Linked DNA regions of Homo sapiens: region 1 is linked to region 2. A link is a contact called in ENCODE Hi-C or POLR2A ChIA-PET data. All regions are on one chromosome and are shown on one strand. Each heading gives the region's core, a stretch centred on a gene start or an enhancer-like site at or near the end of the contact. The rest is flanking DNA. Distances are from core to core; before and after follow the strand shown.

Region 1 (4,599 bases), core at 1,641-4,140, 110 kb before region 2:
TGCTTTAGGGAGGGTGGGAGGGGGTGAGGGAAACAGAAACTACATACTGAGTACAATGTACAGTAGTCCAGTGATGGGTGCACTAAAATTTCAGACTTTACACCACTATACAATTCATCCATGTAACCAGAAACCACTTGTACCCCTAAAGCTATTGAAATAAAAAGCTAAATGAGTTCCCCCACCTTCCTCTCCCCATCAAAATCCTTGCTTTAGATACAATAAGAGTAGGCAATCTGTGTTCTATATGTGTTAGATGTGTATTACTGGTGAAATGACAAGAGAAAGCAAGATATTTGACTAGTAAAAAGACTAGGAGGCAAGATATTTCTAATATATCAAGCAAACCTTTTACCATGTGACTGAAAGCAAATAAACTTCCTAAGACCTCAGTAGTTTTTGGTTGTCCTATCTGTAAAATTGGTCAATAACCTTCAGAACAGAAGTCTGGTCCAGATATATATATATATCTTTTCCAGATCACTAATGTTTGTATCTAGATGTGCTTCAACCAAAGAGATGTTCTCCTTAAGTAAAATGTTTCTTATGAAGCAAATCACTTTCTCATTGATTTATTAGTTTCTAAGTTATTACCAATGTAACATTTTGAGGCTGGGCATGGTGGCTTACGCCTGTAATCCCAACATTTTGGGAGGCTGAGGCAGGCAGATCACTTCAGGTCAGGAGTTTGAGACCAGCCTGGCCAACATGGCAAAACCCTGTCTCTATTAAAAGACAAAAGTTAGTCGGGTGTGGTGGCACATGCCTGTGATTCCAGCTACTTGGGAGGCTGAGGCATGAGAATCGCTTGAACCCGGGAGGCAGAGGTTGCAGTGAGCTGAGATTGTGCCACTGCACTCCAGCCTGGCTACACAGTGAGACTCCGTCTCAAAACAACAAAAATAACATTTTGATACCAATGGTAATGGAATTCTTCTTTGCTAAGATTTCTCTTGGCCCCTGATTTTTCATTAGAAGTCAAATATTGTGAAAACATTCGATGCAAGGACCTGGGACACAGTGGGCTATGTCCAAGGGTATCAACGATCAAGATAAGTTTTTCCTACTGTTTTTGTTCCAGTTCAGATACTGCTTTATGGCTTCACTCCTTTGGGTTTTTTGCCCCCCCGCTCCTTTTTTTTTTTTTTTTTTCTGAATCCAGTCCCTCCCTTTGGAGGGGCTGAATTTCTTCTTAGCTTGCCTTTCATCAAGTAGATCCATTTGGAGAGGAGAAAGCCATTAGTCCTGTCCCATGATTCCACATAATCTGAATGAGGCCAGGCATTGGTGCCCGCGCCTGTAATCCCAGCACTTTGGGAGGCTGAGGTGGAAGAATTGCTTTAACCCAGGAGTTTGAGACCAGCCTGGGCAACATCGTGGGACCCCACCCTGTCTACAAAAATCAAAATTAGCCAGTTGTGGTGGTGTGCACCTGTGGTCCCAGCTGTCTGGGGAGGCTGAGGCAGGAGGATCCCTTGAGCCTGGGAAGTCATGGCTGCAGTGAGCCATGATTGTGCCACTGCACTCCATCCTGGGTGACAGAGTGAGGCCCTGTCTCCAAAAAAAAAAAAAAATCAGTTACACTACCCAATTGCCTAGTCTTGGAGCCTGATAATTGATGCCTTCTCCCTAACCCCAATCTAATCTGTCACCAGTTTCTGTTTTGCCTCCTATGAATTTATCCTCTTTGCTTTGTTTCCACACATTCTAGTTCAAGTATCTCTCTTGTGGCCCTGCAGTGGGTCTCTTATCTGGTCTCACCCATTCTGGCATCTCTCCTATCTATTCATACTGCAGGCAGAGGAAGCATTTAGAAAAATACACTTCTTATATTACCCACTTAAAATCCTTTGGTGATGTCTTAATCTGGTCAAAGACAGCTGGCTCATAAGGGGAAACTAGGACCAAATCCTTTTTCCTTCAACCAATTAGACCCTCACACAGAAAACTTAAACTTAGCATATATGAGTAAGACAAAAAAACTTCAGATCCAGTGGGGAGGAAAAGCAGATGGCTCCTAGTCCAAGGGACAGAATGGGTCACAGCTCCTAACAGGGCTGACTGCAGCCTTGGGTAGTGGGGGTGTTAGATTGTGGCATACGGGTGGCATATATGGGTCCCTAGTCAAGGACAGAGCAGTGGTTTTATCAAGGGGTATAACCCTTGTATAAGGTGTAACCCGAGTGAGTATCCTATTATGTCAACACGGCTCCAGAAAGTTGTTCAGTCATTTTCATAGTGAGTGCATAAGAGTGACTTTTCTGTACTCTATTATTCAGGTCCACATAACTTACCTGGATCAAGAGGAGACAGGTAGAGACCCCCACGAGTGTGGCAGCGGGTTAGGGAGGGAGGTGGTTCTGGGTGTACCAAGATAGAGCTCCCGTGGAAGAGGAAGGCACGGCCCGTAGTGGCTCTAATCGGGAGAGAAGAGGGAAAGGAGGGACGTCGCTGCCCGAGGGAGTAGTTAATGGAGGAAGCAAGAGGTGCCAGGTACTATTCAAGTAGCTAAGGGGGAAATGACGACTTCTGAGATTGGGTTGTCTAGTAAAGTATGACTTCTTAGTTAAACCTCGAGAGTGGACAAGTGGTAGAGGAAGGGAGGGGTGAAGGCAAAGAACGCTACTCAGTAACGCTCGGTTCAGCAGTGGTGCTGTGGACTGGAAAACAGCTACCGAAGAAAGGCAGGGGATTATTTTTCCTCGTGCATCCCGGCCCAGGAGGCCGCGCCCTTGGGAAAGCGGGTCTCCAGAAGGGCCTAGCTTTCCGTCAGCGGCGGTGCAGACAGAGGACAACACGGCGCGGTAGCTGCACCGCCTCGGCGGAAATCCCGGGCGAAGGGGTGGGGCGGAGCCGGGAAATCCGGGGCTTCCGGCGCGGCCAGGGCCCAACTTCCGGCGTCCGTCGGGCAGCAGCGGGGCTGTCTATCCCGGCTGAGGACCCGCGGCCAGTGCGGGTGGCTGGCTTTGCCATTAGCGGGGGCCTTTCCTGAGGACGGCGTACGGAGTGTGGGTGAGAAGCCGCTGTAGGACTGAAGAGGAAGAAGCGCAATTGGGGCCGGGAGGCTGCAGATTTTGTGACAGGGTTCGGGAACTACTAGTGGCGCCCCCAGGCCGCCCCTCCTCTCGAGCCGGGCCGTGCGCTCTTGCTCTGTGCGCATTCCCTGTTTTCCGCGTCGGAACCGCCCTCTTTGCAGTGGCCCCGCGCGTGCGCATAGCTGGGCGCGAGGCGCGCTGTGGGTCTCTGCGGGGCGGATCGTGAAGCTAGTGTGTCAGTCATTCCTCGAAGCGTGCTCTTGGGCTGTATTTTGGAGCTAGCGTCCCTCCTGGTCAGTTTGGCGTTTTTAAGGCCCTGGTACTTGGTTTAGAACCGAGTGCAGTGACCAGTCTTGAGGCCCCTTCCCAGCCAAGAGATGGGGGGATGGAAGTTGAGTTGGTGCTGAAAGAGTTTGTTGTTGGGGCCTTCCAGCTGTGGACACCGGGATTCATGAGTTAATTCACGATCTTTATTGAACGCCTAAATAACCCAGTGGGAAAGGCAACACAGTCCCTTATGCACAGAGCTTAACAGTTTAGTAGGAGAGGCGCGGGCTGGTAACCAGGACAGTGGTAAATGTAGTAGGACCACAGGTGGCTCCTAGCCTAACTCTGGGAGAAAAGGAGTTGGACCCAGAGGAGGCACGCCAGAGGAAGTGATGGTTATCAGAGACTGAGGGCTAAAGGGATTGGCCAGGAGATGAGGGTGTAGAGGGGCCCGAGTAGTTGCAGACAAAAGTCCCGCAACGAGGGAGGCAAAGTGTAGAGCTCTTGGCCGCCTGCAGTACCATGGAACTTGGGTGCTAGTAGAGACAAATGTGTTGGAGAGGGTAAACCAGGACTCTGTCCACCAGTGTTCATTGTTCAGACTTTATCCAGAGGTCAGCGGGGAGTCACTGGAAGAGTTTTAACTGGGGAGTGGCTGAATAATACCGTCATTTATTGAATGCCTACAGTGGTTCCAGAAAAGTCTGGAACCATATAGGGAAGGAAAGAAAATTTGTACTTCCCAGGGGTTTTAGGAGGCATGTTTTGTAGCGCCCCAATTTCCCAAGGGAAAATTTGTATTAAAATCTCTTGTTGTAAGTATGCAAGTTTTGAATAATATGCCATAATATATATTTAGATGTGTTTTCTCAAATCCTCAAGTTATACTAATGCTTTAGAACTTTGCATCATGTGTATCCTGTGATTTTTGTAGCCCTTGATATATCCATAATGTTCCCTCCTTGCTTCTCTCTCCCAGCCCTCCACATACATAACCCAACCTTTCTCTGAGCGGGACACAATTCACAATTCTTTATAGGTATTACTTTCTTTAATCCTCTTATCAACCATTAGAGTTGTGTTATTATTTCTACATTAGCAATGAAGAAACTGAGGCAAAAAGGTTAAGAAGGTTGCCCAGGTTCACCCAGCTAGTGAGTGGAGATGTATACCCAGGCTATAAATTTATACAACTCCTTTGTTCTTGTCCTTAACCACTGCACTGTTGCATTGTAGGGAATAATTTAGGGCTGGTAATAGGAGATGCAAAGTAGAGAGGACAATTAAGAAGTTGTTT
Region 2 (4,335 bases), core at 277-2,776:
TAATTTGCATGAGCTCGTTTCAATTTCAGTAATAAGATCCAAATTTTGCATTAAGCTTTCAATCTCAAAAACAAACAGTTAAAAAGCATACATCACTTCTTTCAAATGTCTTTACTATACTTCTGTTTTACAGTCCCTGCATCTAATATTCCCCTAAAAGGTTGAATATATATACCTGTAGGTTCTAATTTGTTTCTTGTTTGTTTCCTGACTATCTCCTGGCTCTGCCAGGAAACTTCCTAACTTTCAAATGCTGTACAACCCAAAAAAATGCTAGAAATATCAAAAGAAGTGTCTACAGATCCAGAAAAGACATTTATTGAATTTAATACAATGTCAGAATTGGTCAACTATGCTCAGAAACATAGGACCAAGTGTTCCCTAATTTGAGAGGGTAAATAAGTAACAACAGAAATAAGAGAAAAAACCATAGATATTTCAAATGATCCTGTTTTAATAATTGTCACTGAAAATTAAAGTCCGATCCAGATACCAAATCTGTTTCAACAATAATAGCTAGAGACAAGAGTAAAAATTTCTTTAAAGTTTTAAAACAGGTGGAAGAAGATCCAGAAATATTTATTCCAAGATTTGTAAGCGGGGATAAAACATGGCTACACTGGATAGTCCTGAAGAAAGAGCACAAAACAAAGGCTACCAAAAGGTGGCAGCACTCCAGTCAAAGACAGAGAGGACCAGTCAAGAGAAGAGGTCATGGCAACAGTTTTGGGGAATGCTCAAAAGATATGACTAAAAGACTTTTTGAAGGGCCAAACCAAGATCAAATATGCTTACTAACAGAGTTTTTGAGAAAACTAGCCAAAGCATGAGCAGAAAAACCATTACCAGAGAGTTCTACCTAATCATGAAAAAGTTCTTGCTGTAGCATTTCACTGAACAAAGGGCAGTTTGGCAAGAGTTTCAAAAGGAGATCATGAGGCGTCCACCTTGCAGTCATGATGTGGAACCTGCTGACTTCTATTTATTTCCTCGTATTAAAAATTCTGCAAACGGCACCCAGTTTTCTTCAGTTAATAATGGAAAAAAGATTTCTTGGAAATAGTTAAATTCCCAGAAACATCAGGGCTTGAGGGACAAGGCGGGGTCAAGACAGTGCTCGAACTACTGTCTCGAAATTGATGGAGCAGATGTTAAGAAATAAAATCTACCGGTTTTATTTTTGTCTTTTAATCCCTGTTTTGACAAATTTGGGAAGTCCCCTCACACAACATCAGTCCTAGGCAAAGAGTTGTTATCCTGTATTGGTTCTTCTTTCTATGATTTTGTCTTGCTGTGTTATTTTCTGTTTTACTCCCAAGAAGATTCAGTCTGTGTTTTTTGGAATTCACAGATGTGGAACCTGCGAACATGGAAGGTCAACGGTAAAACTCAGTGGGGTGTGTCGAGGCTGAAATTAACCTAATCAACCTCTGGGGCACAGCAGTCCACCTGGCGTGGACCGTCCCGATTGTCTGCATTGTGCTGACGGCATGAGTACGTATGGGGGCGGGGCAGCCCAAGAGCTAAGAGGGTCAGGGCTAGAGCCGTGAGTGTCAGCCTGGGATGGGCTACATAAGGCCCAGCTCTGGCACCAGAGCTTCATTCTTTGTTGCACAGCAAACTGCAGAGGTCACTCCAGGCTGTGGCTCCACATCCCGAGGAACAAAAGCGGGCCTGCTCAGCTGTCTGCAAGGACGGCCGTTCCAGACCAAGTGGCCTGCTGCTCCGAGGACCCAGCTCGCTCCAGGCTGTGACTCCACATCCCGAGGTCGCTGCCTGGCGACCGGGCAGCGAGGACCGGCCACCCCAGACTTCCTGTCCCGCAGCCCCAAAGACAGAGCTGCGACCGCCGGGACAGCGACGCCTGCACAGCTCTGGTGAGATGGCGGCAGGGTCCACTACGCTGCACGCAGTGGAGAAGCTGCAGGTGCGTCTGGCCACTAAGACGGAGCCGAAAAAGCTAGAGAAATATTTGCAGAAACTCTCCGCCTTGCCCATGACGGCAGACATCCTGGCGGAGACTGGAATCAGAAAGACGGTGAAGCGCCTGCGGAAGCACCAGCACGTGGGCGACTTTGCCAGAGACTTAGCGGCCCGGTGGAAGAAGCTGGTGCTCGTGGACCGAAACACCCGGCCTGGCCCACAGGACCCTGAGGAGAGCGCTTCCCGACAGCGCTTCGGGGAGGCTCTTCAGGACCAGGAAAAGGCCTGGGGCTTCCCAGAAAACGCGACGGCCCCCAGGAGCCCATCTCACAGCCCTGAGCACAGACGGACAGCACGCAGAACACCTCCGGGGCAACAGAGACCTCACCCGAGGTCTCACAGTCGCGAGCCCAGAGCTGAGAGAAAGTGCCCCAGAATAGCCCCAGCTGATTCCGGCCGCTATCGGGCCTCTCCAACGCGCACAGCTCCCCTCCGGATGCCCGAGGGCCCTGAGCCCGCTGCGCCCGGGAAGCAACCCGGAAGAGGCCACACTCACGCGGCTCAGGGCGGGCCTCTGCTGTGTCCAGGCTGCCAGGGCCAACCCCAGGGGAAAGCCGTTGTGAGCCACAGCAAGGGGCACAAATCGTCTCGCCAGGAAAAACGCCCCTTGTGTGCCCAGGGAGATTGGCACTCCCCTACTTTGATCAGGGAGAAATCATGCGGGGCCTGCTTAAGAGAGGAAACCCCAAGGATGCCCTCCTGGGCAAGTGCCAGGGACAGGCAGCCTTCGGACTTCAAGACAGACAAGGAAGGGGGGCAAGCTGGCAGCGGCCAGCGTGTCCCTGCCTTGGAGGAGGCTCCAGACAGTCACCAGAAGAGGCCTCAGCACAGTCACTCGAACAAGAAGAGGCCCAGTCTAGACGGCCGGGACCCAGGAAATGGGACACACGGCCTGTCGCCCGAGGAGAAAGAGCAGCTTTCCAACGACCGAGAGACTCAAGAGGGGAAGCCACCGACTGCTCATTTGGACAGAACGTCCGTGAGCTCCCTCTCTGAGGTGGAGGAGGTAGATATGGCTGAGGAATTCGAGCAGCCCACTCTGTCATGTGAAAAATACCTCACCTACGATCAGTTGCGGAAGCAAAAGAAAAAGACTGGAAAATCTGCCACCACTGCACTTGGAGATAAACAAAGGAAAGCAAACGAATCCAAGGGCACTCGTGAGTCCTGGGATTCGGCTAAGAAATTGCCTCCTGTCCAGGAAAGCCAGTCAGAGAGGCTGCAGGCGGCCGGCGCTGATTCCGCCGGGCCGAAAACGGTGCCCAGCCATGTCTTCTCAGAGCTCTGGGACCTCTCAGAGGCCTGGATGCAGGCCAACTACGATCCGCTTTCGGATTCTGACTCCATGACCTCCCAGGCAAAGCCAGAAGCACTCTCTTCACCAAAGTTCCGGGAGGAAGCTGCTTTCCCTGGACGCAGAGTGAATGCTAAGATGCCGGTGTACTCGGGCTCCAGGCCTGCCTGCCAGCTCCAGGTGCCGACGCTGCGCCAGCAGTGTGCCCAGGTGCTTAGAAACAATCCGGACGCCCTCAGCGACGTGGGAGAGGTCCCCTACTGGGTTCTTGAACCTGTTCTGGAAGGGTGGAGGCCCGATCAGCTGTATCGCAGAAAGAAAGACAATCACGCACTCGTTAGAGAGACAGACGAATTACGGAGGAATCATTGTTTCCAGGACTTCAAGGAAGAAAAGCCACAGGAAAACAAAACTTGGAGGGAGCAGTACCTGCGGCTTCCGGACGCCCCAGAGCAGCGGCTGAGAGTAATGACAACGAATATCCGATCTGCACGTGGAAACAACCCCAACGGCAGAGAGGCAAAGATGATCTGTTTCAAATCTGTGGCCAAGACGCCTTATGATACTTCAAGGAGGCAAGAGAAGTCTGCAGGAGACGCTGACCCCGAAAATGGGGAGATCAAGCCAGCCTCCAAGCCCGCGGGAAGCAGCCACACTCCCTCCAGCCAGAGCAGCAGCGGCGGTGGCAGAGACAGCAGCAGCAGCATCCTTCGCTGGCTCCCTGAGAAGCGGGCCAACCCCTGCCTGAGCAGCAGCAATGAGCACGCGGCGCCCGCGGCCAAAACCCGGAAACAGGCTGCCAAGAAAGTGGCCCCGCTGATGGCCAAGGCAATTCGAGACTACAAGAGAAGATTCTCCCGACGATAAACTCAGGACTTGCCTTGCAGATAAAATCTGGGGGGATTTTTGCATTGGCAAAGTCAATGCGGGTTGGGGAACGAAACTTCCAATGGACACCAGAACCTTTAACTTGGTGCAAAGTTGAGCCTTTGAATTCTGCAGGTGTCATGTGCTGGCCCTGTGATTTTGCCTCCCACACCCAGCCACTACCTCCCAGC

What was found. A loop is a pair of places that touch in the nucleus more often than their neighbours do. ChIA-PET counts read pairs that join two places held with the same protein, here RNA polymerase II (POLR2A). Pooled maps may share reads with other maps.
Region 1: a loop to region 2 is called in a pooled map, with 4 times the contacts of the local background. The contact joins the promoter of HDHD2 here to the promoter of ELOA2 in region 2. A Hi-C loop is called at or near these places in 1 of 50 pooled maps. POLR2A ChIA-PET finds 5 or more read pairs at or near these places in 2 of 52 experiments (A673 and HEK293).

The regions. Positions count from the first base shown.
Region 1 is chr18:47,148,791-47,153,389 of GRCh38, reverse strand. It overlaps HDHD2 (haloacid dehalogenase like hydrolase domain containing 2), which reads left to right and starts at 2,890. Exons shown (of 7, transcript NM_032124.5): 1 at 2,890-3,012. It overlaps IER3IP1 (immediate early response 3 interacting protein 1), which reads left to right. Exons shown (of 3, transcript NM_016097.5): 3 at 1-556. RefSeq lists an enhancer at 3,422-3,481.
Region 2 is chr18:47,032,812-47,037,146 of GRCh38, reverse strand. It overlaps ELOA2 (elongin A2), which reads left to right and starts at 1,526. Exons shown (of 1, transcript NM_016427.3): 1 at 1,526-4,335. The coding sequence starts at 1,883. The coding sequence ends at 4,144. All of the region lies in intron 3 of KATNAL2 (katanin catalytic subunit A1 like 2), which reads right to left.